Regions from separate parts of the Mus musculus genome. Here region 2 is linked to region 1. Evidence: chromatin loops called from intact Hi-C (ENCODE). Cell type or tissue: left cerebral cortex. All regions are shown on one strand. Each heading gives the region's core, and the rest is flanking DNA. Links, peaks and the distances in the headings are about the cores only.

Region 1 (4,385 bases), core at 134-4,133:
TAGACATCTTAAGAGTAGTAACCGAGTGTGACGGTTTGTATATGCTTGGCCCAGGGAGTGGCACTATTTAGAGGTGTGACATATCTACTTGTTGGAGTAGATATGTCACTGTGAGAGTGGGCTTTAAGATCCTCACCCTAGATGTCTGGAAGTCAGTCTTCTACTAGCAGCCTTCAGATGAAGACGTAGAACTCTCAGCTCCCTGCACCATGCCAGCTTAGATGCTGCCATGTTCCTGCCCTGATGATAATGGACTGAACCTCTGTACCTTTAAGCCAGCCCCAATTAAATATTGCCCTTTATAAGACTTGCCTTGGTCATGGTGTCTGTTCACAGCAGTGAAACCCTAATTAAGACATCAAGCTACCATGGAGTTCCTAGAACTGTCTCTCCTTTTATAACTACTGAACCATATGGCTAAGAAGGAGCAGGGTGGAGGAATAGATAATCCACACAATTTGTGTGTATGCCCATATGCTCCAGGGTCAGGGGTCAGGGATATCACATGGGTCTTTTTCTACCCTGGACTCAAGGCCTGTACTCCAAGCCTCCAGACGTGCAGACTTTAAACAGGAAGCAGAGCTGTGTTCCGAGCTTCTCTTTGTTCTCCAGTGTCCCCAGTTGTGCTTCACTTCTCCCTGGAGCCTCATTAGGACATTATCCATAAGCATGGACCACCAGAGAAGGCACACCTTAGAGTCAAAGTGAGCTCAGAGACACTCTCTTCTTACACACTCTTACCCCCAGGACAGTTCTAAACCAAGGCCATCAACATTCAAAGCCCTCCCACAGGTCAGACTGGCCTAGCAGGGTGTCTCTCATGCCCCCAGTCTAACCTGGGCTAGGAGTCTGGTCTTCTAAACAAAAGCCGGATTTGTAAATGAAGATACTGGAGGTGGGAGTGTCCCAGCTCATTGCCACTGAGAGCTACTGACCCCATTTTCCGTAATAAGAGAAGAATCTCACAAAATCTTTAATCCCCATCCCTACTCAAATGTCGCAACATACTCTTTTTTTTTTTTTTAACTTGTCATGTTTTGGGAACATGGTTTAGTAAGAAACATCACCCGGTCCCTTTAAAACATAAAGATGGCTACACTCATTCTACTGAGGGAAATGAGAGACGAGATTCAGTTATTTCAAGGCACAGTTATCGTTTTTGAGAGGTGTCTTTTTCTAGGGATGTGGGTAGAAACTACATCAAGCTCTTTTCCCAACACAGAAAAACAAGCCTCCCCCCGCCCCCGCCAAAAAAAAAAAAAAAAAAAAAACCACAAAAAACATTCCATGTGCTATTCAGGATCCTAACAGCTATGTTCTGCACACACAGGGTTGGGGAGAAGGGAAATGAGGTGGTGGCTTCGTGGGGAGCAGGGTGCCTAACAATAGGCCAATGGCCTTAAAAGGCAGTGGTGGTCACCCCAACTTCACAGAGGGGCTCTGCTTGGCTCCAGGAGTTGGGTCAGTGAGTCACCTGCTCAGTTTGAATGGTCTTAAGAGGTAGAGCTAGGCTTCAAATCTATTCTCTTGGGCAGGGTTTGTGGCTCAGTGATCCAGTACTTGCCTAGCATATGCAAGGCCCTGTGTGGCTCCCCACAGCCCATCCTTCCTGCTAACCTGCATTCTTCCTATACAGTGGTTCTCAACCTGGGGGGGGGGGTGGTTCGGCCCTTTGGGGGGGTCAAATGACCCATTTACAGGGGTGGCATATCAGATATTTACATTAAGATTCACAACAATAGCAGAATAACAGTTATGGAGTAGTAACAAAAGTAATTTTATGGTTGGGGTCACCACAACGAGAGGAACTATATTAAAGGGCTGCAACATTAGGAAGGTTGGGAGCACTGCTCTAGGGTAAAGGGTAAGGGGCTCTTGTGCCCACAGAGAACTTCTCCTGGCCCCACTGCCTCACAAGCCCTGCTCACCTTCCCTCCTGTGGGCCTCTGTGTTAGGAAGCAAAGGAAATGACTTAATGTTCTGCAAGCATCTGACAGATAGATGCCCTTCCCAATGAATGGAAATCCAGCCCTGTCCTCTCTAGTTGCTCCTAGGCCCCCTGCTGGAAACCTGCACTAGTTTTCAACTCTCCCCAGCTATTCATACAACTGTGAGTTCTCCATGCCTCAGTTTCTCTATCAGTAAAATGGGGATGCTAAAAGTACTTATTTCATGGGTCTGCTATCAGGCTAAAACTGGGCTTCTACAAAATTGTGCTGTGTGCTTGGCACACAGAAAGGGGCAGCTTTTTGACAGAGAGTTCTGGCTACCTCTCACTGATATCATTTCCTTCCTTTATATTCTTCTGATGACCCTAGAAATGAGGGGCCGGTTACTTTGTTCATCCCCCAACCCCAGAGCAGTCTCTTGCATGTCTCCCCTCCCAGTGCCCATTCCCACCTCAGAGGGAACAAAGAACAGGGTCTACCCTTGGGCACACAGCAGGAAATGTTAGTGCTCTGTTAATACCACACTCTATGAGAAAGAGGTTGAGGTCAGCAAGGCCGGTGCTTGCCCTCAGGTGGGACCTCAGCTTGGAAGACACTAGGCAGGGGCTCCCATCACTCACCAGCCACACCATGAGGTAGGAGAACACGGCAATCCACAGAGTGGCCGTGATGAAGGTGACCATGAAGAACTTCTCCCAGCGGGGCTTGCTGCAGTTGGGGATGGTGACACACAGGAGGAAGATGAGGGGCCACGTGAACACCCACTTAGCCTTGTCGCCTTTTGCCTCTGCAAGGGGGTGTGGGGTAGAACAGGGAGTGGGAGAGAAAGACATTGGGTTACACGGCTGCTAGTCTACCCTTGCTCTACTGTTTCAAGTTAACCTTGGTATGACTTTAAGCTGCTGAGGCCAAAGAATTGTCCTCATCAAGTCACTTGGAAGAATCAGGATCACCCAAAACTTTAGTCCATTGTAATCCTTAAAATGACCAGATAAGGAAGGTGAACCAACAGCAGGGATGGCGCCAGTACAGGGGAACGGGGAGGGGGCAGGGGATATCAGCTCTGGTATCAGGCAGCCTGGAACAATTCCATCACCTCTTCCGGGGATAAGGGTCAAGCTAGGACAATGGCAGTGTAATAATGAACCCAGGGAGAGTAGCAGGCATGGCGTTGAGCACTTTGCACCTTGCTGTCTTCATCTTTTCATCTTGGTTGGTGCAAGAATGATGTGACCTGGTGTGTGGGAAGCACCAGGTGTGTGGCCCAGCACCAAGGAGGAAGACACAACACCTACAACTCACATTCAAGACCCCAAAAGCTGACGGGGAGTGTTAGTGTGTGTATATAAGAAGGGCAAGTACTGGGGCTGGCAAGATGGTTTTGTAGGTAAAAGTCCCACTGTTTCACTGTATGACTGACTTCTAAGCATTGTCCTCTAGGGGCTGGAGAGACAGCTCAACAGTTAGCACTGGCTGCTCTTCCAGCACCACCATGGAACTCACAACTGTAACCTGTTTCAGTGGATTCAACACCCTCGTACAGACATACATGCAGGCAAAACACTAATGTACATAAGATAAAAGTAAGTTACTTAAAAAAAATGTCCTCAGGACTATACTTTCAGGGATCATTTCTATAGTTCGTTACTAGAAAGGTTTCTCTGACTGTGTAGAGCACCCGAAACCACGAGGACGAGATGTAGCGTCCCCTCCTAAGTGTGAAGCCGGTTCTAGGTGCTGCTTGATTGCAGCTGCCTCTTGCCATTGATGATCGTTCTTCCCTCCTTCAGGAGGGTGAGAGGGAGAGAACGCAGTCTGAGTGGAAAAAAAAAAAAGAAAAAAATGTCCTCTAAACCTCCATAGAACACATGCACACCCACTCTCACAAACACACACACAGATGACAAAATAAAATATTGCATTACACACACACAGTTCTGTATGTATTTATTTTGTGTGGGTGAATGGATGGGGGTCTGCATCATGATGCTGGCTTGTGCAGGTCAGAGGAAAACTTGTGGGAGTTGGTTCTCTCCTTCCACCATGTGGGTCTGGGTGATTGAACTCAAGACATCAGGCTTGGCAGCAAGAGCCATTGTCTTATGAGCCATCTCACTGGCCCTCAAATATTTCAGAAACGAAGTATTCACGATCCTCTGAAGAACACACACAGACAGTTCTCCAGAACAGACTGAGTGTGAGGCTGTAGAACCAGACCCACTGAGGTTAGAAGGACTGACATCAGTCAGAGTGCACTTGCCAACCTCAAAGGAATGGAATCAGAATTCAGTATTGGGAGGGAAGCTGGAAGATTTGCAAATATGTCGATCTTACGTAGCATAGTCCTAAGTAACTGTCAGGTCAGAGACGAAATCACAAGGGGAATTAGGAAATACTGGAGGACACAGAAAACAAAATATAAAAGGTGAAAACTGA
Region 2 (4,385 bases), core at 163-4,162, 49 kb before region 1:
CAACCCTTGGCTGCCACAGCTGTTACAAGGCACTGATATCAGCCACTGCAGAAACTCTCAAAACCCTAAAGACAGCATTGCTATTCATTGCTTATTCACCCCAGGGGCAGAGGCAAAAGGGACATAAGTCCTCAGCTCTGAGGAGAAGTCATTGAGGACCATAAGGAAAAAACAACACGGAACAAAACCCAACCAACCAACCAAACAAAAAAACAAAAACCACAAAGCCTGAAACTCTGTTCTACTGAGTCAGGGAGAAAGAAGAAGGGAGGAGGAGGAGGAGGGAGACACATGAGACACAGTGTTCACGTTGATGAGAGAGGAGCTGCCATAAGAATTCTTTGTTCTGTTCTTGCAGCTACCCTGGGAGTCTGGAATGGAGCCCAAAGAGAAAGTCCTAAAATCAAACAAACAAAACCACCAGAATACGCAGAGCAATAAACATACTGCATCTATGCTCACTCCTAAGACATTCAGAACAGCTGTGCATTTGCTCTGTGGACACAGCTTACCCATGTGGGTGAGGGTGCTCCCTGAGTGCATCCTGGCAGGGATAAGGGAACCTTTGACCAGACTTCTAAGACTTACCGAAAAACAAAGACCCAAGGCCAATGTGCCATATAGTGGATGTCACAAGCTGGGTTGCAGCTACACAAGGCATTGCCGAGTTTCCTGTAGGTTTCTCTGGGCTTGGAATATTTTTCGTTTTTAAATGACATTGTGTACGGGTGTGGAGGGGGAGCCCATGTGCTACAACAGTGTGGAGGTCAGAGGACAACCTGTGGGAGTCCAGTTGGTTCTTTCCTTTTATCACGTGGGTCGTAGGGATCAAAGTCAGGCTGTCAGGCTTGGCAGCAAGCGCTTTACCTGCTGAGCTATCTCATCAGCCCCGTGCTCAGTACATTTGTTTGAAAAAACAGAGAGCCCATATGCTTACACTGCTTCTCTGAGGTGTTGGGGGAAGGTAGTCTGAGGAACCCAAGCTGGTTCCTTCTGCCAGTACAGCCCCTTCACCCCATCTGATATTAGACCTCTGGGGTCAGGAGCTCACTACCTCCCCGGGCAGCTCAGTCTCAGCAGCAATTAGCCATTTCCCAACAGATGACATGACAGCTGTGCTTTGCATCCTCAGAGCTTTGAAGTTAGGTCAGAAGCCTGCACATCCATATGAAGAAGGAGAACGAGACCATCCTTCAGGTAGACTTGGGGTCCAGGGCACTTTTAGGGAGCAGCTTGGGCAGCCATCTCAAGGGCACCATGGCAGAAACCCTAAGAAGACCATTGGGAAATGTTCCTCTTTCTTGTGCCGCTATAGAACTTGGGGCAAAGAACAGCAGCTGATAGTGACAGCCATCAGATCTGAAAGCCCCGACTTAGGATGCCCACAATAGCAAAGACAGGCTGCAGTCCCAGGAAGGGATAGAGCTTTATTCCGGGGCCACCCTACCCTGTGAGCCTCTTGTCCTCAGTAAAACAGGGAGACCATACCATTTGCCTTAGCATTGAGGCAAGAGCTAAAGCAGACAACACAGTCCAGTGCTCCGTTCAGAGCAAATGGCACCTGTTCTAAGAGATGGAGGCCTCAGACCAGTCTCAGGACAGAGGCAAGGCTGAAGTGACAACAGGCAGGACGGGGAAGTAAGCCCTCTAGAAGAGAGAGGGTGGGGCTAGGACTGGGGAGATGGCTCAGTGGATAAAGTGCTTGCTGTGCTGAGGATCTGAACTGGGGATGCCAACGTGCAGGGATAATCCCAGTGCCAAGGAGGCAATGATGAGATCAGGTTTTGCTAGCCAGACACTTTTACCAGTTGGTGAGGTCTAGGATTCACCAAGAGACTCTTGCTTTTTCTGTACTTTGCAAGGCTGTGGTTGACAACCCCTTCCCCCTAACATCCCTCCTCAACTCTGCCATGACAGAATGTCGACCTCCCTCCCAGGGATTCTGTCCCACCCAGGCTGAGCAGTCCCTACAGCTTGCAGCACTCACAGGAACATCTGCCGGCTATTTTTTCCAGACAGACAACAGACGCCGAGCCGAGTGCTGGCACACACCACCTCTAGAAATATGCTGACCAAGCAGTCACTTTTAAAATAGTTCTTAAAGTGTCTTAACACAATGGTTTCTAAGATTGTCACAGTCGTGCAGCCATCACCACTAGTCTTGGGACATTTTGGCCACCAGTCAGTCCCCATCCCCCATCCCCCCGGGCCCCCAGTCCCACTCATCTGTTTACTCTCTTCACAGACTCCTCTTCTAGGTATTTCCTGTAAGGGAACCTGGGCACTGTTTAGTTTCTTCCACCCTGCGTAACATTCACGAGGTTCACCGGCATTACCATGGTGACTAGTAGTCTTTCAGGGCTTCTGTATCAACCTTTTGTTTCTTATTGACAGATGGCATTGCTTTATATGGACAGACTGCATTCTACCTATCCAGTCAGTTCCTATTAACAAGACCTAGGGTATCTGGGGGCCTGGGGTGGGGCACACTCCTCTTGTCCCAGCACTCGGGAGGCAGATGCTGGCAGATCTCTGTGACTTTGAGGCCAGCCTTCTCTACAGAGTAAGTTCCAGGACAGCCAGGGGGACACAAACAAAATAAAACAAGTTCTAAGGTAGCAAGCATCAGTTTTCTATAGAGCATCAATAATTGGAGACATTGTAGCAAACTAGCTTGTTTGCGGGTGGAGTTACGTTGTAGAAATGATAGGAGACAAGGACTCATGAGTGGAGTGGTTCATAACAGATGCTGTTGTTGGCACAGCAGGCGTGGCCCCAGGCATGGTGTCTGACTGTGGACCAGGCATCTCACTTCTCGCTTCAGGAAAAGCTTCTTCAGGAAAAGGAGACGGTTGGGCTCAACCTCAGGCTCGTAGGTTGAATTTCCCCACATGAACCCCAGCTGTTGACAGTACTCAGACTAACATTAAATTGAGGGCACCAGAGCAAGAATGTGGATCAATTAGTGATGTCTGTGGGGGTGTTCCACATGGGAGAACAGCTGTGCCTGATGCTCTACATGACTTAGGCCAAGGACTGAGGTTCCTCCCAGCTCTTGGAATCCCATGTCTCTGCAACTTAGCTGACCCTTGGCTGTGGACCTCTGAAGGCTTCTCTTTCTAGAGGGGCTGGCCCTGCCCCAGAAGACAGCCCAGAAAAGGCAGGAGGCCAGGCCAGCTTCATCTCTTCTGCCAGACCCTTCCTACTGAGTGTGCACAATGTAGCCCCAGCTGCTGCCTCTTTTCTGGTCTGGCCCAGGCTGCTGGGCAGCAGGAGCTAAATCAGAGCTTAGGGGCCTGTGAGATGGAGAAGTGGCTGGATTTAAAACCCTCACCAATGTTCCACAGACACCTGCAGCCCATATCCAGGGTAGAATGACTGTTCACGGTCCAGACCAGTATCCACAGGCGCTTGTGGCTTCCAGGATCAGGCCCGTCCCCCCAAACACTGAAAGCCTTGCATGGTAAGGTAGGACCTGCACAGTTTTGCCAACCACTGGCCAGTTCTGCAGGCTGCCCACAGCCTCTCAGAGGGGAAGTCAGCTCAAGCAGGTCTTCCGGTTGCCGGAAATAACGAGAGCAGACCAGGTCACCTCAGGTCATACGTCACAGCCCACATCAAGGGGTCTGGCAAGTCAGAAGCCTTCCCGCTTTCTGTGTCTGCCTGCAGAGGTCTTTGTCTCTCCTAAGTGAGCCACAGCCCAATTTTCAGCCCTACCTTACTGAACGTACCAAGGGTTCCAGCCTTCCCTCTAGACCCACACTCACTTCCATACAGGCCCCACGGAGGCCACAGAGGCACTGGCTTCAGTGTTATGGCTGTTCTGATGGCAGCTCTACAGTAGGCCATCCCCAAGCTTAGTTTCTCAGATGCTCTAACCTGTTCACAGTGGCACACCCTCTGTCTGTCTCCATCCTTGGCTGCTCCATCACCTCTGTGCCCTAGACACCTACTCACCATATACCCACTCACCAGACCCCACCTCATGACTTGAGTCTTTGTATCTTCCTCTAGAACTTCTTCTGGATCACAGGTTCTAGCCCTCCCTGCTCATGTTTGACCTGGCCAGGCTCACCCTACATCATGACTACGCCCTGAGTCTTGGATAAGACTGTCTACTCCCATGGGTCTCAGTGATTATACCACTTCTTGACCATCAGTATGAAGAAGGGCTGTGTTCTGTGTTGCCTGGTGTTTAGGCTGTGCTCTTGTTTGCTCTCTATTGCTATGAGAAAACGCTGACCAAAACTAACTTGGGGGAGGAAATGGTTTATCTGATTTACAGGTCTGGATCACAGCCCATCACTGAGTGAAGTCAGGGCAGGAACTAAACCAAGAGTAGAGGCAGGAACCATGGAGGAAAGCTGCCTACTGGCTTGCTCTCC

The links. Peaks named below come from ENCODE experiments on the same cell type or tissue, not always from the same donor. Only the 100,000 strongest peaks of a DNase experiment are listed, where the experiment ranks them.
Region 2: a loop joins it to region 1, with 2.1 times the contacts of the local background. A loop is called at or near these places in 2 of 42 quality-filtered maps.

Annotation. Positions count from the first base shown.
Region 1 is chr12:102,252,861-102,257,245 of GRCm38, reverse strand. It overlaps Slc24a4 (solute carrier family 24 (sodium/potassium/calcium exchanger), member 4), which reads right to left. Exons shown (of 17, transcript NM_001362345.1): 13 at 2,570-2,736. It overlaps Gm25203 (a small nucleolar RNA gene), which reads left to right and starts at 3,559; the gene lies at 3,559-3,773. It also overlaps the pseudogene Rnu3b-ps3. In left cerebral cortex, for the core only: a CTCF peak has its summit at 2,071 (motif pointing left); a DNase peak (open chromatin) is centred at 1,278.
Region 2 is chr12:102,301,693-102,306,077 of GRCm38, reverse strand. All of the region lies in intron 1 of Rin3 (Ras and Rab interactor 3), which reads right to left. Among named protein-coding and RNA genes, the nearest start is that of Rin3, 21 kb to the right of the region's middle. In left cerebral cortex, for the core only: no CTCF peak of the experiment used is centred there; DNase peaks (open chromatin) are centred at 2,039, 2,819, 3,192, 3,524 and 2 more places; H3K27ac peaks cover 246 bases.